Regions from separate parts of the Homo sapiens genome. Here region 1 is linked to region 2. Evidence: chromatin loops called from intact Hi-C (ENCODE). Cell type or tissue: Panc1. All regions are shown on one strand. Links, peaks and the distances in the headings refer to the core of each region. The heading gives the core; the rest is flanking DNA.

Region 1 (15,961 bases), core at 4,479-12,478, 270 kb after region 2:
AAGGGAGTAGGAATTTAAAGTGCTCGTCTTTCATATTCAAGAAAGGAAAATACTTTTTTAGCTCAAGTCCGGAGTCGTGAACAAATAACCACCATTATTTAGAGATAACTTCTCGTCGGTGCAGCAGCTCTGAAAATCAGCCAATCAGCGATAGCCTCACTCCGGTAACTATGCTTCTTAGTAAATCAATGACAACCCCACGCTTCTGAAAGTCAGCCAATCAGTGACCGCTCTAAGCCTCCGACAATAGCCAATCAACAAGTGCCTGACACCAGCGACCAGGCTTCCGAAAGTCAGTGGGTACTCAGCTGCCGCACTCCACTTCTGATTCGGAAAGACAGCCAATCCCTGAAGGCGAATATTTCCAAAACCATTTTTTTTTCTTTCCCAGACTGAGTCTCATTCTGTCGCCCAGGCTGGAGTGCAGTGGCGCGATCTCGGCTCACTGCAACCTCTGCCTCCCGGTTCAAGCGATTCTCCTACCTCAGCCTACCGAGTAGCTGGGATTACAGGCTCCCGCCACCACGCCTGGCTCATTTTTGTATTTTTAGTAGAGACGGGTTTTGCCATGTTGGCCAGACTGGTCTCAAACTCCTGACCTCAGTTGATCCGCCTGCCTTGGCCTCCCAAAGTGCTGGGATTACAGGCCTGAGCCATCGCGCCCGGCCTTTTTTTTCTTTTTCTCCTTTTTTTTTGGAGACAGAGTCGCACTCTGTTGCTCAGGCTGGAGTGCAGTGGCGTGATCTCAGATCACTGCAACCTCTGCCTCCTGGTTCAAGCGATTCTTGTGCCTCAGCTTCCCAAGTAGCTGGGATTACAGGCCTGTGCCACCAAGCCTGGCTAATTTTTTGTATTTTTAGTAGAGACAGAGTTTCGCCATGTTGGCCAGGCTGGTCTTGAACTCCTGGCCTCAAGTGAATCGCCAGCCTTGGCCTCCCAAAGTGCTGGTATTACAGGCGTGAGCCGCGCCCGGCCTTCAAAACCTTTTATAAGATCAGCTCTGGCTTTGTTCAGAGAGGCTGTACCTTACAAGTACCGCTCTCCCTTGCAAGCAGAGAAGAAATTCACTTTTTTTTTGCATCAGATATTGAGTTCAATTTATTGTTTTGTCCGAGTTCAAAGTTCACAGCTCAAGATTCAATTCCCAGTTACTATTTGGTATGAGTTTGGACTTATGACAGACGCTATGACACCGTCATGAGATTTATCAAATACAACTCTTTCAATTCTTTCTATGCTTGCAGTGATCAATTTTTTAGCTCAAGTCCAGAGTCATGAACAAGTAACCACCATTATTTAGAGATAACTTCCCATCGGTGCAAAAGCTCTGAAAATCAGCTCTAAAAACAATTCAACGGGGCTACACGTGGTGGTGCACGCCTGCAGTCCCAGCAATTTGGGAGACTAAGACAAGTGGATTTCTTGAGCCCAAGAGTTTGAGACCAGCCTGGGCAACGTGGCAAAACCTCATCTCTCTGTCTCTCTCTCTCTATATATATATAGTTTATTTATAAAAATATATATTTATATTATAATTTATGTATACAAATATATTTCATATATGCACACACACACAAATTGGCCAGGCATAGTGGCATGTGTCTGTAGTCGCAGCTATTCAGGAGACTGAGATGGGAGGATCGCTTGAGCCTGGGAGGTCTAGGATGCAGTGAGTTAAGATCAGGCCACTGCACTCCAGCATGGGGGACTGAGTGAGACCCTGTCTCAAAAAAAAAAAAAAAAATCAATGAGTATAGGCACAGATTTGTGCAACCACCACCACAATCAATTTTAGAACATTTTTATCACTCCAACAGGAAAATCCTGTACCTATTAGCAGTCATTCCTCCATTTCTTCCCAACCACCCCAGCCCTAGGCAACCACTAACCTTTTAATTTGCCTATTCTGGACATTTCATGTTATCAGCATCATTCAATATATGGTTTTTCATGACTGGCTTCTTCCATTTAGCATAATGTTTATAAGGTTCATCCATGTTGCAGCATGTATCAGAATTTTGTTCCTTTTCATGGTTGAATATTATTACATTGAATGGATATACCACATCTTGCTTATCCATTTATCTGTTAATGAACAGTCAGATTGTTTCCACTGTTTTGCTATGTTTTGTAGCTAATGCTATTATTAACATTTGTGTACAAGTTTTTTTGTGGACACACAGTTTGTTTCCTTGGCGATCTAGGAGTGGGTTTCTGGATCACATGGTAACTCTACGTTTAACCTTTTGAGGAACTGCCAAACGGTTTTCCAAAGTGGCTGCACCATTTATATTCTCACCAGCATCATATGTGGGTTCTAATTTTTCCATATCTTCCCTAATACTCATTATCTTTTTCACTATAGCCATTTTAGAGGGTATGAAGTGGTATCTCATTGTGGTTTTGGCTTATATTTCCTGATAGCTAATGATGTCAAGCATCTCTTCATGTGCTTATTAGCCATTTGGACCTCCTCCTTTTTTTTTTTTTTTTTTTTTTTTTGAGACGGAGTTTCACTCTTGTTGCCCAGGCTGGAGTGCAATGGCATGATCTCAGCTCAACGCAACCTCTGCCTCCCGGGTTCAAGCGATTCTCCTGCCTCAGCCTCCCGAGTAGCTGGGATTACAGGCATGCGCCACCGCGCCCAGCTAATTTTGTATTTTTAGTAGAGACGGGGTTTCTCCATGTTGGTCAGGCTGATCTCAAACTCCCGACCTCAGGTGATCTGCCCACCTCAGCCTCACAAAGTGCTGGGATTACAGGCATGAGCCGCCGTGCCTGGCCTATACCTCTTCTTTGGAGGAATGTCTGCTCGAATTTTTTGACCATTTTTACTTGGTTACTTGTCCTTTTATTATGTTGTGGTAGCTCTTTATATAGTCTAGATATAAGTACCTTATCAGAAATACAATTTGCAAAAATTTTATCCCATTCTGTGGGTTGTCTTTTCACATTCTTGATATTGTTGTTTGAAACACAAAACTTTAAAATTTTAATGATATCCAGTTTATCAATTTTTTTCTTTTGTTGCTTGTGCTCTATGTGTCATAACTAGGAAACTATTGCCTAATCCAAAGTCATGAAGACGTACCTCTTACATTTTCTTCTAAGAGTTTAATAATTTTGGCTCTTACATTTTAGATCTTTGATTAATTCCAAATTAATTTTTCTATATGATGTGAGGCAGGGATCCAACTTGATTCTTTTCCATGTGGCTATTCACTTGTCTCAGCACCATTTGTTGAACAGACTATTTTTTTCCCCATTGAATTGTCTTGGTACCCTTGTTGAAAATCGATTGTGTTATCTATTTCTTTATTTGTGTATATGTGAATCCACAAATGCCAAATTGCAAGAGTGAATTTTATGACAAATTTTCTGAAGAGTGTACATTTATTAAAGGAGAGAAAATCCATTTGCAGCTCTTTATGTGGTATGCAAGTATTTATTCAATATTGAAAATGGTGGAAAGACAGATATACATCAGCACATACTAACGGCTAAGCATAAAAGATGTGTGATTTTTGTACCAAAGGAATGGATAAAATGACAAATTTTAAAGATAAATTCAGATTGAGAAGATAATCACAGCAAAGTTGTAATGGCCTCCCATACTGTCTGTTGTCATCATTCAGCTCAAGTCACTCTTTGAACATACCGCTACCAGTAGTATTTTCTAATGCCAATATTTCAAGCAAATTTTCAAATGCCAGGACAAAATCTACTGCAATAATTTGAGATGTAACGACTCCACTTACTACTGTTGCAGTGATTATCAAAGCTGTAAATGCCTTGCTGTTTTATAGCATAACCATGGATGTGAGTAATCACAGTGAAGAAAAGCTTTTCCTTTGCCTGTGCAACAGTTTCCTTGTGAAAAAGGCTTGCTTATGGGGCTATTTTGTGTAAAATCCCTTCCAGATGAGATTTCAGAAATGAACAAATTGTTGCAGAGATTCTCCTAATGAATTAGGAGTTATTAAAAACTGTACAGTTTTTGATGGAAAAATACAAATAAAATATTGGTAGATGCTCGCACTATGTTTATTCAAAACTAAAGTAAAGCTTGACTGATGCTATGGAAGCTATTGACTGTCCTGCTCATATTCTGTGTAATGCTGCTCAAACAGCATATGATGTCTTTTCCATTGCCTTTGAAGCAACTGTCCTGAAATTATTCTTATGTCAGCGTTTATAATATTTGAACTGAACAATTAAGATATTTTTGTGATTTTGTTGGCATTTAGTATTCCTCAATTCTCTTGCATTCAAAAAACCTGTTAGCTCTTTTTTTTTTTTTTGAGATGGACTTTCGCTCTCATTGCCCAGGCAGGAGTGCAATGGCACAATCTCAGCTCACTACAACCTCCGCCTCTTGGGTTCAAGTCATTCTCCTGCCTCAGCCTCCTGAGTTGCTGAGATTACAGGCATGCAGCACCACGCCTGGCTAATTTTGTATTTTTAGTAGACATGGGGTTTCATTATGTTGGTTAGGCTGGTCTTGAACTCCTGACCTCAGGTGATCCACCTGCCTTGGCCTCCCAACGTGCTGGGATTATAGGCGTGAGCCACCGCGCCCAGCCAGCATTCTTTAACATATGGATTTGAGAGACTCCTCAGTTTATTTGAAGTACTGAAAACATATTTTAATTTTAAAGGAAAAGCTCTCGGGCTAGGCACAGTGGCACGCCTGTAATACCAGCTACTGGGGAGGCCACAGTGGGAGGATCCCTTGAGGCAGGAGTTCCAGACTAGTCTGGGTAACATAGTGAGACTCTATCTCTATTTTAAAAATTTAAAAATTAACCGGGCATAGTGGCACATGCCTGTTGTCCCGGCTACTCAGGAGGCTGGGGTGGGGAGAGAGCCTGAGCCCAGGAGTTCAAGGTTGCAGTGAGTTATGACCTATGCACTCTAGCCTGGGTAACAGAGCAAGACCTCATCTCTCTTTGTAAAAAAAAAAAAAAAAAAAAAAAAAAAAAAAAAACAGAAAGAAAAAAAGAAAAGGTCCCCAAATTTCTTACTGACTTTTAAAGTAATCCATTGAGGGAAACCTTTTCAGCAATAGGATTATGCCAAAGAAAAAACAGCAAACAGCGGTATTGAAATACTCCATTGCTTAAGAGAACTCTTGAATGCATTAAATGAATAATTGATGAAGAAAAATGTAACCCTTTAAGTGTCAAGGCTGTTCTTAAAAGGGACAACATTACTTACGAACAAGAAAAAGTCTGACTTGAAGTGAATAATTATTACAGCACTTGTCATGATTACCTTTTGAAATGGATTTCATCCCGTGAAGAATTTTATTCTTTTTTTTTTTTTTTTTGACAGAGACTCACTGCTGCCCAGGCTGGAGTACGGTGGCATGATCTCAGCTCCTTGCAACCTCCACCTCCTGGGTTCAAGCAATTCTTGTGCCTCAGCTTCCCGACATAGCTGAGATTACAGGCGTGCTTTATCATGCCTGGCTAAGTTTTTGTAATTTTAGTAGAGACAGGGTTTCACCATGTTGGCCAGGCTGATCTCGAACTCCTGGCCTCAAGCAATCCACCTGCCTTGGCCTCAAAGTGCTAGGATTACAGGCATGAGCCACCGTGCCTGGTCAAGAATTTTATTCTTTTATATGGATATTAATGAATACTCTTCTAGCATGGGAACAAGTGGAATCCTCATATTTAGTGTTGAAGAAGAAAGGAATAAAAAATGATGATAATGCTCTTTTTTGTTGGGGGGGGCAGCATTTTTAAGTTATTGATCAAGAGATGAAACAATCCTGAAGAATAGAAAATCAAGTTGTGCCATGAAAGTTGGTATTTGCTTTAATGAACCAAATCTGAAGAGCAATTTTCAGGGTTGTTAACTTTATCCTAGAATATGTTCTGTGTATTAGTCCATTCTTGCACTGTTATAAAAAATACCTTGGACTGGGTATTTTGTATTTTCTGTATTTTATGGACCTGCTACTTCAGGAAAGACTGGGTAATTTATAAAGAAAAGAGGCTTAATTGGCTCATGGTTCTGCAGGCTGTACAGGAATGACTAGGTAATTTATAAAGAAAAGAGTCTTAATTGGCTCATGGTTCTGCAGGCTGTACAGGAAGCATAGTGGCTTCTGCTTCTGTGGAGGCCTCAGGAAACTTACAATCATGGCAGAAGACAAAGGAGAAGCAGGCACATCTTACATGGCTGGAGGAGGAGCAAGAGAGAGAGGGGAAGGTGCTACATACTTTTAAACAACCAGATCTCATGAGCATTCACTATCACAAGTGTAGCACCAAGGGGAGGGTGCCAAACCATTCATGAGAAACCACGCCCACAATCCAATCACGTCCCACCAGGCCCCACCTCCAACACTGGGGATTACAATTTGACATGAGATTTGGTGGGGACACAGATCCAAACCACATCACTTTTCCCCGGCCCTCCAAATCTCATGTCCTTCTCACATTTCAAAATACAATCATCCCTTCCCAACAGTCCCCTAAAGTCTTAACTCATTCCATCATTAACTCAAAAGTTCACCATCAAAAGCCTCATCTGAGACAAGGCTAGTCCCTTCCACCTATGAGCCTGTAAAATCAAAAACAAGTTAGTTACTTCCAAGATACTGTGGGGGTACAGGCATTGGGTAAATAATCCCCTTCCAAAAGGGAGAAATTGGACAAAAGAAATGGGCCACAGTCCCCATGCAAGTCTGAAACCCAGAAGGGCAGTCATTAAATCTTAAAGCTCCAAAATAATCTCCTTTGACCCCATGTCCCACATCTAGGGCACACTGGTATGAGGGGTGGGCTCTCAAAGCCTTGGGCAGTGCCACCCCTGTGGCTTTGCAGGGTTTAGGCCCTGAGGCTTCTCTCATGGGCTTCTGTTGAGTGCCTCTGGCTTTTCCAGGTGCAAGGTGCAAGCTCTCAGTGGATCTACCATTCTACTGCCTAGTGGAGGTGGAGGACAGTGGCTTTCTTCTCACAGCTCCACTAGGCAGTGCTCCAGTGGGGACCCTGTGTGGGGACTCTGTGTGGGGGCTCCAACCCCACATTTCCCCTTCACACTGCCCTAGTAGAGGTTCTCCGTGAGGGCTCCACCCCTGCAGTATGCTTCTGCCTAGGCATCCAGGTTTTTCTATATAGCCTCTGAAATCTAGGCAGAGGTTCCCAAGCCTCAACTCTTACACTCTCTGCACCTGCAGGGCTAACACTACATAGAAGCCTTGGCTTATGGCTTATACCCTCTGAAGCAGCAGCCTGAGTTGTACCTGGGCCCCTTTTAGTTGTGGCTAAATCTGGAGTGACTGGGATGCAGGGAACAGTGTCCTAAGGCTGCACAGGGCAGTGGGGCCCTGGGCCTGGCCCCAAAAAAACATTCTTCCCTACTCGGCCTCTGGGCCTATAATGGGAGGGGCTGCCAAGAAGGTCTCTGAAATGCCTGTGAGGCCTCTTTCCCATTGTCTTGGATGTTAGCACTTGGCTTCTTTCAATTTTCCTGCCTCAGCCTTCTGAGTGGCTGGGACTACAGGTGCCTACCACCATGCCCAGCTAATTTTGGTATTTTTAGTATAGACAGGGTTTTGCCATGTTGGCCAGGTTGGTCTTGAACTCCTGACCTCAAGTCATCTACCCACCTTGGCCTCCCACAGTGCTAGGATTACAGGCATGAGCCACCACAACCCGCCTGGCTTCTGTTTTCTTATGCAAATTTATGCAGCCTGCTTGAATTCCTCCCCTGAAAATGGGCTTTTATTTCCTACCACATGGCCAGGCTGCACATTTTCCAAACTTTTATGTTCTGTTTCCCTCTTAAATATAAGCTCAAGTTTCAAGTCATTTCTTTGCTCACACATGTGAGCATAGGTTGTTAGAAGCAGCTGGGTCACATTTTGGAGGCTTTACTGCTTAGAAATTTCTTCTATCAGATGCACTAAATCATCATTTTCAAGTTCAAAGTTCCACAGATCCCTAGGGCAGAGGCACAATGCATCCAACCTCTTTGCTAACACATAATAAAAGTGATCTTTGCTCCAGTTCCCAATAAATTCGTCATCTCCATCTGAGACCTCTTCAGCCTGGACTTCACTGTCTGTATCACTATAAGCATTTTGGTCACAACAATTTCGCAAGTCTTTAGCAAGTTCCAAACTTTCCTTCATCTTCCTATCTTCTTCTGAGCCCTTCACATTCTTCCAACCTCTGTTGATTACCCAATTCCAAAGCTGCTTCCACATTTTCAAGTATCTTTATAGCAATGACCCAGTCCTTGGTAACAATTTTCTGAATGTTTCTTCTCACATCGCTATAAAGAAATACCTGAGACTGGGTAATTTATTTTAAAAAGAGGTTTAATTGGCTCACAGTTCTGCAGGCTATACAGGAAGCATGGTGGCTTCTGTTTCTGCGGAGGCCTCAGGAGACTTATAATCATGGCAGAAGGTGAAGGAGAAGCAGGCACATCTTACATGGCTAGAGCAGGAGCAAGAGAGAAAGAGGGGAGGTGTTACACATTTTTAAACAACTAAGTCTTGAGAGCACACACTCACTATCATGAGTACAGCACCAAGGAGAAGGTGTTAAACCACCACTACGATCCAATCACCTCCCACCAGGCTCCATCTCCAACACTGGGGATTACAGTTTGACATGAGATTTGGTGGGGACACAGATCCAAACCATATCATTCAGTATGCAGCCTCATATTGCTAATGTTGAGCATGTTATCTAACTAATGAATGTGCAATGGACAACTGAAATAAGTTAGATATGACCATTGTTGAAGCTATGTTACAATGAAAATAACTATAGATTATATCTACAAGGAATTTTATAGGCAAATTTCAAAAACAAGAATCCTTAATTACAGTGGTCAAAAATATAATTAGAGAAATATATAACTCAGATACTTATAATTTGTTTTGTATAAGCAAATAAATACTTTTAGTGAATGTCCCATGCAATAATTTTTATATCAACATACATATGCATAGGCAATTAGGTGTAATTCTAATTTAACTGAGTCCTTGTATTTTTATTTGTTAAATCTGGTAACCCTAGTCATGGATGATCTGAGATATTGCATGTAATCGTTAACAATGATCTTTTAAAAATAATCTGTGACAGGCCAGGCACAGTGGCTCATGCCTATAATCCTAGCACTTTGGGAGGCTGAGGCAGGCGGACCACAAGGTCAGGATTTCGAGACCAGCCTGGCCAGCATGGTAAAACCCCATCTCTACTAAAAATACAAAAATTAGCTGGGCATGGTAGCACGTGCCTGTAGTCCCAGCTACTCAGGAGGCTGAGACAGGAGAATTGCTTGAACCCAGGAGGCAAAGGTTGCAGTGAGCTGAGATCGTGCCACTGCACGCCAGCCTGGGCCACAGAGCCAGACCCTGTCTAAAAAAAAAAAATCTGTAACAATCTTTTTTTTACAGAGGTATAATATATTTATAATAAAATGTATATTTCATTTGACAATATTTGACAAATGTATGCAATTGTGAAACTATTACCACTCCCTCCCCAAATCAGTGTCATTCCATGACCACAGAAAATTCTGGGAGACTCTCAATGAAAAGTAATAACAAAATAACAACATACACACACACACACACACACACACACACACACAAGTCGAGACCCTTTTGCAGTCAAATCCCTCACCTAACCCTAGGCAACCACTGATTTCATTTTTTTGTTTGTTTGTTTTGAGACAGGATCTTGCTCTGTTGCCCAGGCTGGAGTACAGTGGCACAATCACAGCTCACTATAACCTCAAACTCTCAGGCTCAAGGGATCCTCTTGCCTCAGCCTCCCAAGTAGCTGGGACCACAGGTGAGTGCCACCATGCCTGGCAAATTTCTTGAAAATTTTTTGTAGAGATGGGGTCTCATTGTGTTGCCCAGGCTGGCCTTGAACTCCTAGGCTCAAATGATCCTACCACCTCAGCCTCCCAAAGTGCTGGGATTATGGGCATGAGCCTTCACACCCAGCCCTTGATTTTATTTTAACGTCCGTAGATTAGTTTTGTCTGCTCTTGAAATTTGTATAAATGGAATCAGCATATTGATTTTTGAGATTCATTCATTATGCTATATGTATCAATAATTTGTTCACTTTTATTGATGATGAGTAGTATTTTATAGCTCAAACATAACACAATTTGTCGATCCACTTACTAGGTGATGAACATTTGACTTGTTTCCAGTTTGAGGATATTATATATAAACTCTTATAAAACATGTATGTATAAGTCTTTGTGTGGCCATATGTTTTCACTCTTCTTGGGTAAATAGAAGAATTGCTAGGTTATATGGTACATGTATGTTTATCTTTACAAGATAACCGTCTAACAGTTTTTCAAAGTGGTTGTGCCCCATTTTACACTCCCGTCAGAAGTGTATGAGAATTCGGTCCTGGCGCAGTGGCTCACGCCTGTAATCCCAGCACTTTGGGAGGCCGAGGCAGGTGGATCATTGAGGTCAGGAGTTCAAGACTAGCCTAGGCAACATGGTGAAACCCCATCTCTACTAAAAATACAAAAATTAGCTGGGTGGTAGTGGCATGCACCTGTAATCCAAGCTACTTGGGAGGCTGAGGCAGGAGAATCACTTGAGCCTGGGAGGCAGAGATTGCAGTGAGCCGAGATCGCACCACTGCACTCCAGTTTGGGCCACAGAGTGAGAACCTATCTCAAAAAAAAAAAAAAAAAAAAAAAAAGAGGTGTATGAGAATTCCAGTTGTTTCACAACCCTATCAACTCTTGGTAGTGTCAGTCTTTAACTTTCGTCATTCTCCTGCATATGCAGTTGTGTCCCATTGTGATTTTAATTTGCATTTCCCTAATAACTAATGATGTTGGGCATCTTGTCATATTCTTATTTACCATCTGAATATCTTCTGTTATAAAATATTTTTAAAGTGCTCTGCACATTTAGAAAATGGGTTGTTTGTGTTTTATTACTGAGTTAAAGGAGTTCTTTATTTTAGAGTATTTTATTTCGGAGTCCTTTCCTGGATATATGCATTGGGAATGTTTTCTCTCATTGGTTGCATTTACATTTTCTTTTGTGTTTTTTTTTTTTGAGACAGAGTTTTGCTCTTGTTGCTCAGGCCGGAGTGCAATGGCACGATCTCGGCTTACTGCAACCTCTACCTCCTGGGTTCAAGTGATTCTCCTGCCTCAGCCTCCCAAGTAGCTGGGACTATAGGCATGCACTACCATGCCCAGCTAATTTTTTGTATTTTTAGTAGAGACGGGGTTTCATCATGTTGGCCATACTGGTCTTAAACTCCTGACCTCAGTTGATCTGCCCACCTTGGCCTCCCAAAGTGCTGGGATTACAGGCGTGAGCCACTACATTTTCTTAAAGGTGTCTTTTGTGCAGTAGAAGATTTTAATTTTCATGAATTCTAATGTATTATTATTTTTTCATTTATTTTAGAGGAGAATGTGCTGGCTCTGATGTTCAGTGACAAGGGAACAGAGAGAGGTAGGAAGGCCTGAACCAGCCAAGAGACTTTACCTGAGGTAAAAATTCCTCTTCCTTCAATGCCTCAAATCAGGATCTTGAAGTTGGAAAATAATAAAAGCTTGTACAGATTCCACTTTGATTGTTTTTGGCAAGGCTATTTCATAACTACCTGTGGTGATCTAGAGGGTTTCTCAGAAGAAATGACATTTGTGGAGGGAGTCCGGAAGCTGAGTGATAATGAAAGCTATAATTCAAAACCACACTAAGCACTCTTCATGTCATCCTCTGTGGTAGCCAGCCAAGATGGCCCCCAGTGATCCTCAAGTCCTGTGTTCATGCCTTTGTATAGCCTCCCTCAATACTGAATCATGCCTGGCCTGTGACCAATAGAGTATGGCACACATTGTGACTTCCAAGGCTTGGTCATGAAAGACATATGCAACTTCCTTTTGCTTTCTCTTGCATAATCTGTTCTAGACAAAGCAGCTGCCGTTTTATGAGGACACTCAAGCAGCTCTATGGAGAGGCCCACGTGGTGAGAAACTGAGGCCTCCTGCCAAAAACCAGCATCAACTTGTCAGTCATGTGACTGAACCATCCTGGAAGCAGATCTTCCCACTCCAGTGAACCCTGCAGTTGATCACAGCCCCAGTGGATACTTTGGCTGCAGAGAGACCATGATCTAGAACCAATTAGCTAAGTTGCTCCTGAATTCCTGACTCACAGAAACTGTTTGATTAAGATAATAAATATCTTATGTTGTAACAAGTCACTAAATTTGAAGGTAATTTGCTATTCAGCAATAGATAATTAATACAACAGTTCTATAAGGTAAGAATGAGGTATTATCTCCACTATACAAATAAGGAAACAGCCTCAGAAAGGTTAGGTGACTTGCCCAAATTAACTGTCAGAGAAGATTTTTTTCCCTTGACAAATAATTTACATTTTATGGCAATTTCCATGGAGAGGCTAGGTGCAGTGGCTCAATCCTGTAGTCTCAGCACTTTGGGAGGCTGAGGCGGGAGGACTGCTTGAAGCTAGTAGTTCAAGACCAGCTGAGGCCACATAGTAAGACCCCTGTTTCTACAAAAAATTAAAAAAAAATTTTTTTTTTTGAGACAGAATTTCGCTCTTGTTGCCCAGGCTGGAGTGCAATGGCGTGATCTCGGCTCACTGCAACCTCTGCCTCCTGGGTTCAAGCGATTCTCCTGCCTCAGCCTCCTGAGTAGCTGGGATTACAGGCACCTGCCACCACGCCCGGCTAACTTTTGTATTTTTAGTAGAGACAGGGTTTCACCATGTTGGCCAGGCTGGTCTTGAACTCCTGACCTCAGCTGATCTGCCCACCTTGGCCTCCCAAAGTGCTGGGATTACAGGCGTGAGCCACTGCACCTGGCCAAAAAATTTTTTTAATTTGAAATTTATATTTTAAATTTAAATTGCTCACACCTGCAATCTCAGCACTTTTGGAGGCTGAGGCAGGTAGATCGCTTGAGTTCAGTAGCTCAAGACCAGCCTGGGAAACGTGACAAAGCTCCATCTCTGCAACAAATACAAAAGAATTAGCCAGGCATGGTGGTGTGCGCCTGTAGACCCAGCTAATTGGGACGCTGAGGTGGGAGGATCGCTTTAGCCTGGGAGACAGAGACTGTGGTGAGCCAAGATCGCGCCACTGCACTCCAGCCTGGGCGACAGAGCAAGGCCCTGCTGTCTCAAAATATTAAATAAATAAATACATTTATTTCCATGGAGAAACAATAAAGAGAAACATCAAAACTCAGATGGCAAACCTCCTCAGCCCTTCCTGAACCTTTTTCCTCCCCAGCATTCCAACATTTCTCTCAAAAACTCTCAAGCCTGCCCAGCTTTACCTCTAGCCTCCCTCTTGCATTTCCCACTCAGCAAAGCAAAAAGGTGGCTGCATTCGAACTGAGTTTCGATTCCAGCTCTAACTTCAATGTCCATGTTCCTAACCACTCTGGTTCCCAGAAGGGTTTCTCTAGGAAGAAAAATAAGGGAAGGGCATTAGACGTAGAGAAAACAACAAATGCAAAGAAGCGAGGGTTTGACAGAATCTGGCTGCCTCTGAGGGAGTGGAGGGACAATGGTTCAGCGGGGCTAGAGAGCAAACTTCCTGGGAAAGGAGGTGGCAGGGTGAAGCAGGAAAGGAGTTCGTAGCCAGTGTGTAGAAACCCATAGGCCATGTCAACAATTTTGAATTTCTCTACAACAAAAAATTTTAGGCAGGGGAGAAAGTTGCTTGTGTCTGAATTTCCAAAAGACTCTTTAGGGAAAGAAATCATTGTATTAAAAAGAGACTTGCACTGGAATATTTATTGCAGCACTGTTCACAATAATCACAAAGACAGGGGATCAACCTAAGTGTTTGTCAAAGGAGAATTGGATAAAATGTAGTATGTGCATATACCATGGAATACTGTAATACTTAGCCATAGAAAAGAATGAAGTCATATCTTTTGCAGCAACATGGATGGAACTGGAGGCCATGATCCTAAGTGAAATAACTCAGGAACAGAAAGTCAAATGCCACATGTTCTCACTTATTAGTGGGAGCTAAATAATGTGTACATATAGACACACAGAGTGGGATAATAGACATTGGAGACTACAAAAGGTGAGAGGGTGGGAGAAGGGTGAGGATTGAAAAATTACCTATTGGGTACAATATTCACTATTCAGATGATGTGTACACTAACAGCCGAGACTTCACTGCTAAGCAATATATGCACGCAATAAAGCTGCACTTGTACTCCATGTATATATAATAGATAGTAAAATGTATTATATATTAAAAATGTATAATATATTAAACATATATAATATATTGTATATGTTATATATAACATATGTCATATATTATACAACATGTTAATCACATTAACATATAGTTATATATTATAATATATATTATCTAATATATTTTAATATATAATCTATAATATATTTTTATATAATTTGTTTTCCTAAATATATTTCACATATATTTTATATAATTATGTATTAATATATAATATATATTTATTATTATATATAAATATGTGTTTATATATATTACATATATATTTTTAAGACCATTCGGTAGCTTAGCAGACACTGTTAGTGCTCCTTGGCACTTACCATTTCCTTGCACGCTGGGTCAGGAGGCTAGAAGAGCTGGGGAATTAATGCCTGCTAGGAGCTGAGCTCTCAGTCAATGACTGAAGGAAGTTGCGTAAATACCCCAGCTTCTCACTTGTCAGGTAGGATAACTCTGGGACACACATTCTGTAGCTATTCTAAGGGTTTCCCAGCAGGATTAAGCTCCAGTTGCCCATTTGCTTGATAATGTGCAATCGACTGCTCTCCCTTCCTTGAATCTCTTCCCCACTCTGCTGCTCGTTTTCCTAGGATTACCTCCCACATAAGGTACTTGCACTCAAATCCTTACCTTAGGTCCACTACTGAGCAGCAGGAGGAGAGGGACTATGAACTAAAACAGACAGAATAAGAAGTAATATATACCATGATTATTAGAATGCTCATTACAACATTGATTCTTTCCATGTTACCCTGTGAATTAAATGCAATTTCTAACAAAATCCCAACAGAATATTTTAAAAGGAACTTTAAAAACTGATCCCTGGCAGGGTGCAGTGGCTCACGCCTGTAATCCCAGTACTTTGGGAGGCCGAGGTGGGCTGATCACCTGAGGTCGGGAGTTTGAGACCAGCCTGACCAACATGGAGAAACCCCGTCTCTTCCAAAAATACAAAATTAGCCGGGCATGTTGGCGCGTGCCTGTAATCCCAGTTACTTGGGAGGCTGAAGCAGGAGAATCGCTTCAACCCCAAAGGCAGAGGTTGCAGTGAGCCGAGATTGTGCCATTGCACTCCAGCCTGGGAGACGGAGCGAAACTCCATCTAAAAAAAAAAAAAAGAAAGAAAGAAAGAAAAAAACCCCCCGCTCCCTAAGGTCATTCATAGGAAAGTTCTTTGCGGAAAAGATGAACAAGGAGAGAGAACTTGCCCTACCAGATAGCAGGATTTACTATAAAGCTATTAGCCATTAAGATTTACTACAGGCCGGGTGCGGTAGCTCACGCCTGTAATCCCAGCACTTTGTGGAGGCGGGTGCATCACCTGAGGTCAGGAGTTCAAGACCAGGCTGGCCAACCTGGTGAAACCCCGTCTCTACTAAAAATAAAAAAAATAGCTGGGCATGGTGGCGGGTGCCTGTAATCCCACCTACTCAGGAGGCTGAGGCAGGAGAATCACTTGAACCCAGGAGGTGGAGGTTACAGTGAGCTGAGATCACGCCACTGCACTCCAGCCTGGGCAACAGAGTGAGACTTTGTCTCAAAAAAATAAAAATAAAAAAGAGATACCATTATACCCATTAATTTGAGAAAAGAATTTTAAGTTTGATATTATTTAATGTTACCAGGAGACCAGCTTGGCCAACATGGTTAAACCCTGTCCCTACTAAAAATATAAA
Region 2 (15,961 bases), core at 2,902-10,901:
GGCTCACTGCAACCTCCGTCTCCTGGGTTCAAGCGATTCTCCTGCCTCAGCCTCCTGAGTAACTGGTATTACAGGCATGCACCACCACACCCAGCTAATTTTTTTATTTCTAGTAGAGATGGGGTTTCACCATGTTGGCCAGGCTGGTCTCGAACTCCTGACCTTGTCATCTGCCCACTTGGGCCTCCCAAAATGCTGGCATCATAGGCATGAACCACCACACTCGGCCTTTTTACTTTTTTTTTTTTTTTTTTTTTTTTTGAGATGGAGTCTCACTCTGTCACCCAGGCTGGAGTGCAATGGTGCAATCTCAGCTCACTGCAACCTCCACCTCCTGGGCTCAAGCGATTGTCCTGTCTCAGCCTCCTGAGTAGCTGGGATTATAGGCACACACCATCATGCCCAGCTGATTTTTGTATTTTCAGTAGAGATGGGGTTTCACTATGTTGGCTAGGCTGGTCTCGAACTCCTGACCTCAGGTGATCCGCCCACCTTGGCCTCCCACAATGCTGGGATTACAGGCGTTGAGTGAGCCACCGCACCCAGCCCAGTTTTTACGTTTAAGAAATGTATAGGCTCAAAACAAGGCACAGATAAGCCGTCTTTCTCCTGAGAGACTCAGTCTCAAAACAAGATCTACAAAGGTTTTTACTACCATTTACTCAGCACCTTAGTAACAGTGTCAGCAAAATTCTACGGGAACCCAGGTGAGGTGGCCAGTCTCTCCAACATAAAACCTGACCCTAACCCTAACCCTTTCCCTCTCCTCCATGGCCTACTCCATCTGCTCTTGCTTCTCTCCTGAATTTTCAACTTACCTCTGACTACTGAAACCTATCGTCAACATGTAAACACATTCAAGGCTCTTCTGCCAACTCCTCCCACAAAAAACCACGCTGGTTTAATGGTGCATCTTTCTTAGGGTTACCAGATTTTTTTTTTTCAACTTTTATTTTAGATTCAGGAGACACATGTGCAGGTTTGTTACCTGGGTATATTGCATGATGCTTAAGGTTTGGGGTACAAATAATCATGTCACCCAGGTACTGAGCATAGTACTAACAGTTTGTTTTTCAACCTTTGCTGCCCCCTCTCCCCTCCCTCTCTCCCATCTATTTTTTTTTTTAGGGTTGCCAGATTTTTTTTTTTTTTTTTTTTTAGACTGAGTCTCACTCTGTCACCCAGGCTTGAGTGCAGTGGCACAATCTCAGCTCACTGCAACCTCTGCCTCCCAGGTTCAAGTGATTCTCCTGCCTCAGCCTCCCAAGTAGCTGGGATTACAGACACGTGCCATCATGCCCGGCTAATTTCTGTATTTTCAGTAGAGACGGGGTTTCAACATGTTGGACAGGCTAGTCTTGAACTCCTGACCTCAGGTGATCCGCCCGCCTCAGCCTCCCAAAGTGCTGGGATTATAGATGTAAGCCACCACACCCGGCCAGTTGCCAGGTTTAACAAATAAAAATAAAGAATGTTCACTTAATCTGAAAAGTGGTGTGTGCTGAAAAAATTTTAAAAATAAAGAATATTTGCTGCATATTATATTTATTGAACAATCAGCAAACTAGGAATAAAAAATAACTTCCTCATCAGGTGTGGTGGCTCACACCTGTAATCCCAACACTTTGGGAGGCCGAGGCAGGTGGATTACCTGAGGTCAGGAGTTTTTGATACCAGCCTGACCAACATGGAGAAACCCCGTCTCTACTAAAAATACAAAGTTAGCTGGGGGTGGTGCATGCCTGTAATCCTAGCTCCTTGGGAGGCTTAGGCAGGAGAATCACTTGAACCCGGGAGGCGGAGGTTGTGGTTAGCCGAGATTATGCCATTGCACTCCGGCCTGGGCAACAAGAGCGAAACTCCGTCTCAAAAAAATAAATAAATAAAAATAAAAAATAACTTCCTCAACATGATAAAAGGTTTATAAAAACCCCATAGTTAACATCATACTCAGCCGGGAGTGGTGGCTCATGCCTGTAATCCCAACACTTTGAGAGACTGAAGCAGGAGTATTGCTTGAGCCCAAGAGTTCAAGACCAGCCTTGGCAACATAGAAAGACTCCACTCTACAAAATATAAAAATTTAGCCAGATGTCGTAGTGTGCCCACAGGTGGTCCCAGCTACTTGGAAGGCTGAGGCAGGAGGATCACTTGAACCTGGGATTTTGAGGCTGCAGTGAGCCATAATCATCCCACTGCACTCCAGCCTGGGCAACAGAGTGAGACCCTTTTTCTTTTCTTTTCTTTTCTTTTTTTTTTGCCTCAGCTACTTGGAAGGCTGAGGCAAAAGGGATCACCTGAGTCCAGGAGGTCGAGGCTGCGGTGAGCCATGATAGTGCCACTGCACTCCCAGTATGGGCAACAGGGTGAGACAGTCTCAAAAAGAAAAAAAAAAAAAAAAGGTCAGTATTGGTGGCTCACACCTATAATCCCAGCACTCTGGGAGGCCAAGGTGGGCAGATCACTTGAGGCCAGGAGTTCGAGACCAGCCTGGGCAACATGGTGAAACCCCATCTCTACTAAAAATACAAAAAAAAATTGGCCAGGCATGGTGGCTTATGCCTGTAATCTCAGCACTTTGGGATGCCAAGGTGGGCAGATAACCTGAGGTCAGGAGTTTGAGACCAGCCTGGCCAATTTGGCGAAACACTGTCTCTACTAAAAATACAAAAAAAATCACCCAGGCGTAGTGGTGGGTGCCTATAATCCTAGCTACTATGGAGGCTGAGGCAGGAGAATCTCTTGAACCCGGGAGGTGGAGGTTGCAGTGAGCTGAGATCGTGCTACTACACTCCAGCCTGGGTGACAGAGTGAGACTCCGTCTCAAAAAAAAAAAAAAAAAAAAGGTGCCGGGCTTGGTGGCACACTCCTGTAATCCCAGCTACTTGGGTGGCTGAGGCACGAGAATCGCTTGTACCTGGGTGGCAGAAGCTGCAGTGAGCAGAGATCACGCTACTGCACTCCAGCCTGGGCGACAGAGAGAAACTCTGTCTCAAAAAAAAAAAAAAAAAAAAGAAAAGTATGTGTATATACCCAATGGTAGGTGAAAGACTGGAAACATTCCCCTAAAATCCAGAACAAGACAAAGATGCCTACTTTCATTGTTTGTATTCGATATCTTATTAGAAGTTCCAACCAGAGCAATAAGGCAAGAAAAAAGAAAAAAAAGGAATCCAAAGTGGAAAAGAAGATATAAAACTGTATTCACAGATGAAAAGAGCCTATATATAGGAAATTCTGAAAAATTCACACAGCAACAAAAAAAATTATTAGGGCTAACAAATGAATATTAAGCACAATAGCAGGTTAATCATCTGTCTTTTTTTTTTTTTTTTTTTTTTTTTTGAGACAGAGTCTCTGGCTCTGTTACCCAGGCTGGAGTACAGTGGCATGATCTCAACTCAATGCAACCTCTCTGCCTCCTAGGCTCAAGTGATTCTCATGCTTCAGCCTCCTGAGTTGCTAAGGTGTGTGCCACCACATCTGGCTAATTTTTGCATTTTTAGTAGAGACAGGTTTCACCATGTTGGCAAGGCTGGTCTCAAACTCCTGGCCTCAAGTGGTCTGCCCGCCTCAGCTTCCCAGAGTGCTGGGATTACAGGTGTGAGCCGCCATGCCTGATTAATCATCTGTATTTCTAAACACTCACAATTAACAACTCATAAAAGAAGTTTTAAAAACAATTGCATCTACAATAGCATAAAAAAGAATAAAATAATTAGGAATAAAGTTAACATCGGGGTACAGTGGCTCACACCTGTAATCCCAGCACTTTGGGAGGCCGAGGTGGGTGGATCACGAGGTCAGGAGTTCAAGACCAGCCTGGCCAAGATGGCGAAACCCTGTCTCTATTAAAAATACAAAAAATTAGCTGGGCGTGGTGGCAGGTGCCTGTAATCCCAGCTACTCGGGAGGCTGGGCAGAGAACTGCCTGAACCTGGGAGGCGGAGCTTGCAGTGAGTCGAGATCGCACCACTGCACTCCAGCTGGGTGACAGAGTGAGACTCCGTCTCAAAAAAACAAAAAAAAAATTAGCCAGTTATGGTGGCATGCACCTGTAGTACCAGCTACTTGGGAGGCTGAGGTTAGAGGATCGCTTGAGCCCAGGATTTGAGGCTGCAGTGAGCTACGATCACATCATTGCACTCCAGCCTGGGTGACAGAGCGAGACCCTATATCAAACAAAACAAAACAAAAAACTAAGAAAATGTAAGATTTATACACTGAAAACTATAAAACATTCCTGAATTAAAAATCTAAATAAATTAAAAGATATATACCATGATTATGGATTAGAAGGCTTAATACTGTCAAGATGGCAAAATTCCCCAAAGCAAACGACAGATTCAATACTGTCCCTATCAAAAGCCCAAAGGCTTTTCTTGCAGAAATGGGCAAACTGATCCTAAAATTCATATGGAAGTGCAAGGACCATGAGTAGCCAAAACAATATTGAAAAATAACAAAGTTGGAGGACTCATACTTCCCAATTATGTGGTATTGGCATAAGAATAGATGAATGGAATAGAAATGAAAATCCATAAATAACCCCCCACATGTATGGTCAATTGATTTGACACAGATGCCAAAACCATTCAATGCAGGAAGAATATCCTCTTCAACAAATGATGCTGGGACAACTAGATATCCACATGCAAAAGAATGAAGTTGGACTGTTCCCTCATGCTACATATAAAAATTAACTCAATGTGATCAAAGACCTAAATATAAAGAGCTCAAACTATGAGAAAAGACATAGGGGTAAATCTCCCTGACCTTGGACTTGGCAATGGTTTCTTAAATATGATACCAAAAGCACAAGCAACTAAAGAAAAAATAATAAATTGGGCTTCAACAAAATTAAAAACAGAAAGTGAAGACAACTCACAGAATGGGAGAAACTATTTGCAAATCACATATATTGTATCTGTTACCTGTATTATGTTACTTATATATATACAATCTCCTTATGTTTGTGCTCTAACATAACCAAACCTGAATCCCACCAGACTTCCTAATATAACACATAGCATGTTTCCTTCTCATCTGAGCTACTTGCTATGAAAACCATTCTGCCTAAGCGTCAGACTTGGGAACCATTGGCCCAACAGGTGCTTGTGTAATTCTGTTCTTCTAGGTCCAATTTTAAGAAGAAAAATATGAGGGTAGGGGGAGTTTATGCAAGACAAGTAGAAATGTGAAAGAGGGAGCTAAAAGAAAAATATTAAGTTCACCAATTCTGAAATGGCTCTTAAAGCAAAAGGAATCAGCAACTAAGGACAAACAACCACATCTAAACAAGAATAAGAATTTTAATTTTAGAGCACGTGAAAAGATGTGTTGGAGGAAAAATCCTGAAATATAAGTGAAGCTTTGAGAGCCTTTTTTTTTTTTGACAGGGTCTCACTCTGTCAGCCAGGTGGGAGTGCACTGACACAATCACAGCTCTCTGCAGTCTTGACCTTCTAAACTACGGTGATCCTCCCACCTCAGCCTCCTAAGTAGCTGGACTACAGGTGTGCATCACCATGCCCAGCTAATTTTTTGTATTTTTAGTAGAGATGGGGTTTTGCCATGTTGCTGGTCTGGAACTCCTGGGTTCAAGAGATCACCCAAAGTGCTGGGACTACAGACCTGAGTCACCACACTTGGCCTTTTTTTCCTTTTTTTTTTTTTTTTGAGTTAGGGTCTTGCTCTGTCATCCAGGCTAAAGCACAGTGGTGTCATCTCAGCTCACTGCAGCCTCAACCTCCCAGGCTCAACAGATCCTCCCACCCAGCCTCCTGAGTAGCTAGGACTGCGGGGGCACACCACCACGCCTGGCTAATTTTATTTTTTTGCAGAGGCAAGGTCTCACTATGTTGGCCAGGCTGGTCTCAAACTCCTGGACTCAAGCAATCTTCCCACTTTGGCCTCCTAAAGGCTGAGATAACAGGCATGAGCCACCACATCCAGCATGAGATTCTTATTTTAAAACAAGGTATAGGCCAGCCACAGTGGCTCATGCCTGTAATCCCAGCACTTTGGGAGGCCAAGGTGAGTGGATCATCTGAGGTCAGGAGTGTGAGACCAGCCTGAACAACATGGTGAAACCCCATCTCAAATAAAAATGCAAAAATTAGCTGGGCGTGGTGGTGGGCGCCTGTAACCCCAGCTACTCAGGTGGCTGAGGCAGGAGAACTGCCTGAACCTGGGAGGCAGAGCTTGCAGTGAGCCAAGATCGCGCCATTGCTCTCCAACCTGGGCAACCGAGGGAGACTCCGTCTCAAAAAAAAAAAAAAGGCCAGACGCGGTGGCTCACACCTGTAATCCCAGCATTTGGGAGGCCAAGGCAGGCGGATCACCGGAAGTCAGGAGTTCAAGACCAGCCTGGTCAACATGGAGAAACCCCGTTTCTGCTAAAAAGACAAAAATTATCCAGGTGTAGTGATACGCGCCTGTAGTCTCAGCTACTCGGGAGGATGAGGCAGGAGAATTGTTTGAATCTGGGAGGCGGAGGTTGCAGTGAGCTGAGATTGTGCCACTGCATTCCAGCCTGGGTGACAGAGCGAGACTCCATCTCAAAAAACAAACAAAAAAACTGGCTTTAAAAAAAAAAAAAATCTGTAAGGGTGGGGGGAGGGTCTCCAGAAAAGAATAAAATTTTTAAAAATTGGCTTTATATAATGTCTGACTATACTTTTATTCTAAAAACTCTGTGACATAAGGCTGGTAAACAGAAAGAAAAATCCAACAAGGACTTACTTGACCGTAGGACATATTAAGATGTTTATTATTTACTAAGAGTAACATGTATACATTTGCAGTAATTTGTACAATCCAACTACATTACAATTCACAGTAACATACACTAGCTCTAACCTGCCTTGGATACAATTAAGTCTCCTCAACACACTATTTTATCGCCAAACTTACATTCTGGCTTTTATAATCATTTTGCAACACCTGGTACAGTATACACCTATAGCTTTGCCATAGAAATGCCCCTAAATGCCCTTCAGAGAGCAGAGGTGAATACTTTCTCATGAAGAAACGCCAACTTTTCTAAGCGAGTTCGTTTCAGTAGTGGGAGCCATTCCCAGTAGGATAACTCTACCACACGGTAGCCAAGCCGAGCCAGCTGCCGCCTCTTCATATTGTGCAGTCCAAGGAGATCCCTGGAGCCATAGCAATACTGGTTCCTGTTTGTGAACTGAACAGCCAGCTTCATTCTTGGGGTCTGCATGCAGGCTGCGGGGCACAGGCCAGCCATCTCCATGGCCCCTGATTTATCTGCTACATTGCAAAGGAAGCCCCCCAGAGGTACAGCTGCCTTATTCTCCAACTCCATGGGCTGCTGCCCAGGCTCTGACTCAGTTTTGCCCTGGAAATGTCCTCTTGCTTTCCCTTTTAGTAACTTATTCATCAAATCATCTGTAAGGCTGACTCCCACATGCTCAAGCCTTAATTTGGCTACATTTTCAGCCGGCGTGGCTTCTCTATTAAATGGTAATGGCTTCAGGTTAACATCAAGCTGGACCTCTAAGTCAGAAGATCGGGTATGAGGCAAAATCATATGGTGCTTGACGTACTGGGGCCCCCCCAGCATGGTCTCCAGTAAAAAGACAGTTTCTAAGAATTCAGGCTTTGAATTCATATCCTTCTCTGCTAAATACCACAGCAATTCAGACCCCTCTTGCTGAAGGTGAGTACTAAGACGATTGCCTCTGTAATCTGGACACTCAATGCCAACTGTACCATCGAGGGTATATAGTTCCTTAAGGAGGTCAAACTTAGTTCTCTCCTGAGCTAACCTGACAAACCCTGGACTGAGAGCGAAATCAATTAACTCTACTGGAAAGTACTCCAAAAATGCCAGGCCCAGCAGGCAGGTGGGCAGGTGTTCTGGGTACTGGTTGAATTCAGGCATCTTTCTGTGAATCTCACTTATCAGGCTGGAGTAAAATTCTTCTGCATTGGGTGGCTTATAATTCAGAGTTCCAAATGACCACAGAATCTTGGCAACATCTTTACTTCGACAGTGTGCCACTCTAGGAGGCAAAGACGCAGCCACTGCATTCATTACTCCTTCATTCAGGAAGCGTAAGGCCGAGCAGTAAAGAGTCAGGTGCATGACACCTTGAACTCCCAGGGAAGGAATTCGCTGAGGAGCTATCTCTCCAATCTGCTTCATGAAATTGATGTGATCCACGTGAGTGAAACGGAACATTTTAACAATATTCACTAAGGAGCGACTACTCAGATGCTGAATGTTAGCACAAGCCAAGTCTCCAATTTTCCGCATGACAAATTCAGAGAGATTAGTACTTGATTTAAAGAACCCCAAACAGATGGTACCAACCTCCTCCAAATTGATCAAATCTATATATTTAAGGATCAATGATTCCAATTTTTGCATTAGGTCCTGGGATACCTGACGATTTTCACCTATAACATAAATTAAGTGAACTAGCTGAGACAAGGATAGATCCTTCCAGTGCAAATTAAGATAACTAGAAAAAATGTTTAAAAACCTAGGTACTTTGCGGCCTAAGTACCTCCAGAGATCAGCCACCAAAAGGAGCTGATCCATATTCATCTCCCATACCTGATGGCAACACTTGGTCTCATACACATCTAGCATTGAATGGGAGTGAGGGATTCCTAAAATGACAAAAGCTTTCAAAACATTGATCAGATCTTGGGTATCAAAGAGCTGTATCTTCTTCACACTCAGCTGGCAGAGCAGAGCAAAGCTGGTACTGCCCAGCAAGACAGGATGCTGCTCTGCAGGCAAAGAGCTCAGCTTACACAAATAATCAACAATGACTTGAGCCTGGAGATTATTTTGATTAACTCTGACTTTGTGCAAAATTAGTTCACCTTCTGAAACAGACAGGAGCTGAGAAGTCTCAGATGCATTATAGCTGTGAACACGGTATTCTGGTCTTAGCTGTAGGAAAACTCGCATGTTTTCAAAGGAATCAAACACTTCTACGTCCTCTTCATCAACTCCTGTGGCCCTGGGTGAGCCCAGCTGCAATGTACTGGCCTTAGAGGAAGAAGTCTTGCTGAATTCCAAACCTGGGTGGGCACTGCTGGTTGTCAGGATTCTCCGAGAAGAGAAGGTGCTACATATGTTCTTAACTTTTTTGGCAGAATGGCAGAGGCTAATGTGTTCTGGAGGGTCCTGTCCCCCATGCTGTGTGCTGCTCACATTCCAGTATGACACACTTCGGACTGCACCAAAGGCAGAAGGACTGCAAAATGCTCGGTATCTTACAAGTTTTAATGACTTGAGAGTAGCTGCCATTCTGGTGTCAGTATTGATCTCTTTGGCAGTCAGAATACAGTCCTCACAGATTTGACCAGGCAATTTCTTGTTTATATGGTGCTTGATTAGAGCTGGACGGGGAGGTGTTCCACAAAAACTGCCTGGAAATCTTCAGCATATCACAAGAGCCAGGGATCACAAATGACTGGGTCAGAATTGGTGCCAGATACTGAAAAAAGGGTAGATGAAGAATGAGTGGCTTCTACCTATAAAAGCATCCAAATTTACACATTATAAAAAACAGGTTGAAACTACACTGCTGTCTACTCAAATAAGTTCAATGCTAGTAAATGCCCAAACCACATGACAGCATATATCAAGGATAAATTCTGCGGTCTGTGTAAAGGCCTAGGAAAACCCCCAACCCAGGGTACCCGTGGGCAGTTCCTGGACTGCTGCTCACCAGACTTCCTTCACTGTACAAGGCAAGCAGTGACGGCTAAAGAAGAGACGGTGCTCCGCTAACATTTGATAGGAAGAAGGAAGGCAGATTTCTAGAAAGAAGGCTGGGAACAAAAGTGAGCAACTCCTTCCATCTCTTTGATATCAAGGCAAACAGGTCCTACCTGAAGAATGTTTATAAAAACTGCTATGCTAACAGCACTAAGTAAAAAGTGGGATCTGGTATAAAAGATAATTAGTTGGCTGGGTGTGGGTGGCTCATGCCTGTAATGCCAGCACTTTGGGAGGCCGAGGCAGGCAGATCACTTGAGGTCAGGAGTTCAAGACCAGCCTGGCCAACAAGGCGAAATCCCGTCTCTATTAAAAATACAAAAAATTACCCAGGTGTGGCAGCACACACCTGTAATCCCAGCTACTCAGGAGGCTGAGGCAGGAGAATCCCTTGAACCCAGGAGGCAGAGGTTGCGGTGAGCCAAGACCGTGCCACTGCACTCCAGCCTAGGCGAAAAAGTGAGACTCCATCTCAAAAAAAAAAAAAAAAGATTTAATTAGTTATACCTACGATAACCCTCCCTGTTCTTATAGCGCAAAACTGTTAATTCCAAAATTCTGTCATTCTAATGCTGTTCTTTTACTTTTTAGAAGATGCCTACTCTCCTCTTCAGGAAGCTTATAACAGAATTTGAGTCACTATTAGAGAGTAGTCACAGAGTAATGGTGTTATTAGAAAGTATACTAAAAAACTCACTCATTTTGGTGGGAGAAAGCAGAAGGTTGAGGGTCTGCTCACTGTCACTTCACGGGTGGGAAGCAAAGAGTACCCCAAAGCTGGGCTCAGGGTTCAGGGAACGCCAATTGACGCAACTGCCCCGCTGACATCTTCTGGAGAAGGCAGCTTAGCAATGTTTCCAGTGAGTCTTTATTCTGCCTGTGAGCAGTATAATGCCCATTTTTCTCCCATGGCAGAAACCATGAGAGACTATGAAATTGATTCTGCTGTGCTCTCGCTTTCCTTAATGCTTATTCTTTTTCTTTCCACTTAAGTGCCAAAGCCTGACAAGCAAGACCCAAGGAGACCTGAGTTGTCAACTGATGTACCAGACAGGGCTGTTGCTGCAGAAAACTCCATAAAAGTTCCAAGGGTGCCAGAATGACTTTCTGAAATGCCTGCCTAACTCTGCTGTCAGCCACTTTCTTCCAGAGCCCATAGCACATCATCATTTAGTTCATCAAAGAACAGCAGGGCAGGTCAGTGGCTCTGTTCCAGTAGCCCAGCTACACAGGCTTCTCTAGATGGCAGGAACATATGTATGAATTTCTGTGTGAATCAGAGCAGAATTCTCTCACATTAAATTTTTATACACTTGGTTCTTTACTGTGGCTTGTGGACCATTCTTTTTTTCTTTTTTGAGACAGTCTCACTCTGTCACCCAGGTTGGAGTATAGTGGCATGATAACTGCAGCTTTGACCTCCCACTTCAAGCAATCCTCCCACTTCAGCCTCAGCCTCTTGAAGTAGCAAAAACTACAGGTGCACACCACCAAACCCAGTTAGTGTGTGTTTGTGTGTGTGTTTGTGTGTGTGTGTGTGTGGAGATGGAGTCTCACAATGTTGCCAAGGCTGGTCTCAAACTCCTGGGCTCAAGTGATCCTCCTACCCTGGCCTCCTGAAGTGCTAGTATTACAGGCATCAGCCACCATGCCTGACCACCTGTGGACCATTCTGCCCACCAAATTTCAATCTGTGGTTCAGATCAAGGGTGAGCAGACTATGTCCTGGGGCCCAAATCTAGCTCTTCACATGTTTTTGTAAACAAGGTTTTTTCAGAACATAGCTAGGCCATTCATTATATATTGTCTATGTCTGCTTTCCTGCTACAAGAGCAGAACTGTGTAACTGTGGCAGATTGTATGGCCTGCAAAGCATATTTAGTGTTTGGTCTATTACATAAAAAGTCTGCTGATCTCTGCTACACACTATTTCTATAAATGCAGATAGCCAGCTTTTTAAAAATTAGAAAAACTTGGCCACGCCTATAATCCCAACACTTTGGGAAGCTGAGGCAGAAGGATTGCTTGAGGCCAGGAGTTTGAGACCAGCCTGAACAACACAGCAAGACTGTCTAAAAAATAAAATAAAATAAAAAATAAATTAAAAAAATAAAAAATTTTAATTAAAATTGGAAAAACTATAGAAAAATAGTACTAAAATAATGTTTTTCTTTAATATTTAGATGATAATTGAAGATTACAGTCCTCAAAATAGTCATTAGGAAATCCAATTAATACTACAGCACAGGAAAGGTGGGAACAAAAGAGACAGCAGGATGGCCAGGCGTGGTGGCTCATGCCTGTAATTCCAGCACTTTGAGAGGCCAAGGCAGGCAGATCACTTGAGGTCAGGAGTTCGAGACCAGCCTGGCCATCATGGTGAAACCCTATCTCTACTACAAATACAAAAATTAGCCAGGTGTGGTGGCATGAGCGTGTAATCCCAGCCACTCGGGGGGCTGGGGCACAAGAGTCGCTTGAACCCAGGAGGCGGAGGTTGCAGTGAGCCAAGATGGTGCCACTGCACTGCAGCCTGGGTGACAGAGACTCTGTCTCAAAAAAAAAAAAAAAAAAAAAAGAACCAAAAAAACAGAGATAGCAGGTAACAGAACTCTCCAGCTGACAGAACAGGGCTTTTAAGAAGACCTATTTTTGGCTGGGCACAGTGACTCATGTCTGTAATCCCAGCACTTTGGGAGGCTGAGGCGGGTGGATCTATGAGGTCAGGCATTCGAGACCAGCCTGGCCAACATAGTGAAACTCTGTCTCTACTAAAAATACAAAAAATTAGCCAGGCGTGGTGGTGGGCGCCTGCAATTGCAGCTGGGGCACCTGCAATCCCAGCTACTCGGGAGGCTGAGGCGGGAGAATCACTTGAACCTGGGAGGCAGAGGTTGCAGTGAGCTGAGATAGCGCCACTGCACTGCAGCCCGGGCGATAGTGCAAGACTCTGTCTCAAAAAAAAAGAAGAGGAAGACCTACTTTCGAATTTGGAATTTAATTTAATCCACCACAATGTGCAACTAAAGCCATATACTGTTCAAATCTGTAGTCTTCATCTCATTTGAGGAAGGAGATCCTGGCCAGGCACAGTGGCTCACACCTATAATCCCAGCACTTCAGGAGGCCAAGGTGGGCGGACCACTTGAGGACAGGAGTTCAAGACCAGCCTAGCCAATATGGGGAAACGCCATCTCTACTAAAAATACAAAAATTAGCTGGGCGTGGTAGTGCGCCTGTAATCCCAGCTACTTGAGAGGCTGAGGCAGGAGAATTGCTTGAATCCAGGAGGCAGAGGTTGCAGTGAGCTGAGATCATACTACTGCATTGCAGCCTGGGCGAAAGAGCAAGACTGTCTCAAAAAAAAAAAAAAGTAGATCCTAAAAAAATAGATTTAAAGGTCCCATTTTTTAAATAAAATAGCTGTGCCATAGTAAAGCGAAAAACAGAAAATGTCTGTCTAGAAGGAGGCTGGTTTACAAGATAAATGTGTGGCAGGCATCAACACATGAAAAAGTACACACTAATATTGAGTGGAACAAATAGCACATAAACAAGAATTAACAAATATCTCTATAAATGATATTAATTTTAAAACATTAAATAATTAAAATTACTTCAATTAATTCTACCTAAGAGTACTTAATGAAATTACTATACGTGGTCTGGAAATAAAAGAACCATCTCCTAGAACATCAATGTTTGGTGCAGCTCCAGTGTTTTGAATTCATGTGACACTTTTTGATTTGTAAAAACACAGGCTAAGATCCAAGATGGAAATAACCAGAGCTATGCCTTAGGGCCTCCTCTGTGCCAAGGCTTAGAGCCTTGTAAAGCTGCTTTATCTGCATTAGTTCCCATCCTTATAACATCTCTGTAATGTAAGTTTATAATCCCCATATTACTGATGAGAAAGAGACCACAAGATTAAGAAACCTGCCAAAAGTTACACAGCCAAGGGATTGAGTGGAGCCTAATATTAAAGACTGTCTGACTCTTCAGCCCACATTATTGGTGTACTAGAGAGACAAGAATGGATGTCAGAAAACAGGTTCGGGGGGCAGTACGGGGTGGGATGGCTGAACAATCTATGGTCTTCTAGGATTTCCAGGTGCCAGGGAGCTGGAGGGTTAGAACTAGGTAAGCTTGAAAGTCCCTTCCACCTCTAACAGTCTACGATTCTATCACTACGGTTTATACTGCAAGTTGAGTATCCCTTGTCCAAAATGCTTGAGACCAGAAGTGTTTCAGATTTTAAACTTTTTCAGTTTTTGGACTATGTGCTTTATACTGACCAGTGAGCATTCCAAATTCAAAAATCCAAAATCTGAAATACTCCAATCATTTTTTTTTCCTTTGAGTATCATGTTGGTGCTCAAAAAGTTTCAGATTTTGGAGCATTTTGCATTTTGGAGTTTCAGGTTTGGAATGCTCAACCTGTACTTTAAAAAAGAACAAAGAGAAGACCTCAAAGGCTGAAATCTACATGAGGCAAAGAGTTCGCAGGATGCTCCAGGATCAAAGTAAGGAGAGCTACCACAATTGAAGACCTGAAAGTTGGCAGTAGAGATATGGGATCCAGAAACTAGGGTTCAATACAGAGAAGCAAAGGGAAATCCCAGGAAAAAGGTGAAGGAAGATCCCAGGACAAGAGCTGTGAACAGACATAAAGAGCAACCAGCTCATGCTGGACGACATAGACAGTACCCAGGAGAGGAGAATCATACTTCTACCGGATAATCCGGGCATGAACAAGAGATAAGGATACAAAAAGCCATGCTAATAAAAACAGTAACAAAAATTATTAATGCCAGGGAAGACAAAAAAGTTATACAAGATAGAATATGTTACCACAGGCAGGATGCAATGGCCCATTCCTGTAATCATAGTACTCTGGGAGGCCAAAGTGAGAAGATCACTTGAGGCCGGGAGTTTGAGACCAGCCTGGGCAATGTAGTGAGACCCCCACCTCTACAAAATATTTAGAAATTAGCCAAGCCTGGTGGCACACACCTGTGGTCCTAGCTACTCAGGAGGTAGAAGTGGGAAGGTTGCTTGAGCCCAAAAAGTTAAGGCTGCAGTGAGCTGTGATCCTGCTATGGCAGGGTGACAGAGAGAGACCCTATCTCAAAAAATAAATAAATAAATAAAAAGAGTAAAGAAAATATTAGTATATCATACTCCCTATTCAGTTGAGAATAATACTAACATAATTTTATTAATATAAATCTTGATATTAGCCTAACCAAAAATTATGAGCAAACTATATTGGGAGGATAAAGTGAGTAAGAGGAGGAGTAGGGGGAGGTTGATGATACAAGAGACCTAGAGCCTCAAAGTCCATAATAAAGAAGTACAATTGGACAGGTGTGGTGGCTCACAACTGTAATCCCAATATTTTGGGAGGCTGAGGCAGGAGGATCACTTGAACCCAGGAGGCAGAGGTTGCAGTGAACCAAGATCGTGCCACTGCACTCCAGCCTGGGCGACAGAGCAAGACACAGTCTCAAAAAAAAAAAAAAAAAAAAGAAAAGAAAAGAAAAGAAAAAATAAATATAGTGATGGCCAGGATCAGTGAGTGGCTCACACCTGTAATCCCAGCACTTTGGGAAGCTGAGGTGGGCGGATTGCTTTAGGCCAGGAGTTCTAGACCAGCCTGGGTAACATGGTGAAACCCTGTCTCTACTAAAAATACAAAAAGTAGGCTGGGCACAGCGGCTCAAGTCTGTAATCCCAGCACTTTGGAAGGCTGAGGCAGGAGGATCACCTGAGGTCAGGAGTTTGAGACCAGCCTGGCCAACGTGGCGAAACCACGTCTCTCCTAAAAATACAAAAAATTAGCCAGGCATGGTGGCAGGCACCTGTAATCTCAGCTACTCAGAAGGCCGAGGCAGGAGAATCACTTGAACCCGCGAGGCAGAGGTTGTGGTGAGGCGAGGTCGCACCACTGCACTCCAGTCTGGGCAACAGAGCGAAACTCCATCTCAAAAAAAAAAAGTGGGTCGGGAGAGGAAACTATTATTTAGTGTTACAAGCTCTACTGAACTATTTGACTGTTTAAACCATGTACATGTACAATTTTGACAAAAATTAAATTAAAAAATCCATGTATTATGAAGATATTATGGTATTGTTCAAGATAATGAATGGAGAAAGTAGCTTAATAGATAAGGAAAATGTTGAAAAGTTATTTTT

What was found. Peaks named below come from ENCODE experiments on the same cell type or tissue, not always from the same donor. Only the 100,000 strongest peaks of a DNase experiment are listed, where the experiment ranks them.
Region 1: it touches region 2 in a loop (10-fold over the local background); 3 of 110 quality-filtered maps call a loop at or near these places.

The regions. Positions count from the first base shown.
Region 1 is chr20:3,408,613-3,424,573 of GRCh38, forward strand. It overlaps LOC105372508 (a long non-coding RNA gene), which reads right to left. Exons shown (of 3, transcript XR_937212.3): 2 at 13,339-13,466; 3 at 8,419-8,456. LOC105372509 (a long non-coding RNA gene) reads left to right here and starts at 9,783. Exons shown (of 3, transcript XR_001754709.1): 1 at 9,783-9,824; 2 at 11,435-11,520; 3 at 11,942-12,176. RefSeq lists enhancers at 1-458, 11,991-12,060. In Panc1, for the core only: no CTCF peak of the experiment used is centred there; no DNase peak of the experiment used is centred there.
Region 2 is chr20:3,139,779-3,155,739 of GRCh38, forward strand. The region is part of intron 1 of UBOX5 (U-box domain containing 5); the gene reads right to left. It overlaps FASTKD5 (FAST kinase domains 5), which reads right to left. Exons shown (of 2, transcript NM_021826.5): 2 at 6,741-9,482. The coding sequence starts at 9,292. The coding sequence ends at 6,998. It overlaps UBOX5-AS1 (UBOX5 antisense RNA 1), which reads left to right. Exons shown (of 7, transcript NR_038395.1): 7 at 10,760-11,089. Among named protein-coding and RNA genes, the nearest start is that of FASTKD5, 12 kb to the right of the region's middle. In Panc1, for the core only: no CTCF peak of the experiment used is centred there; no DNase peak of the experiment used is centred there.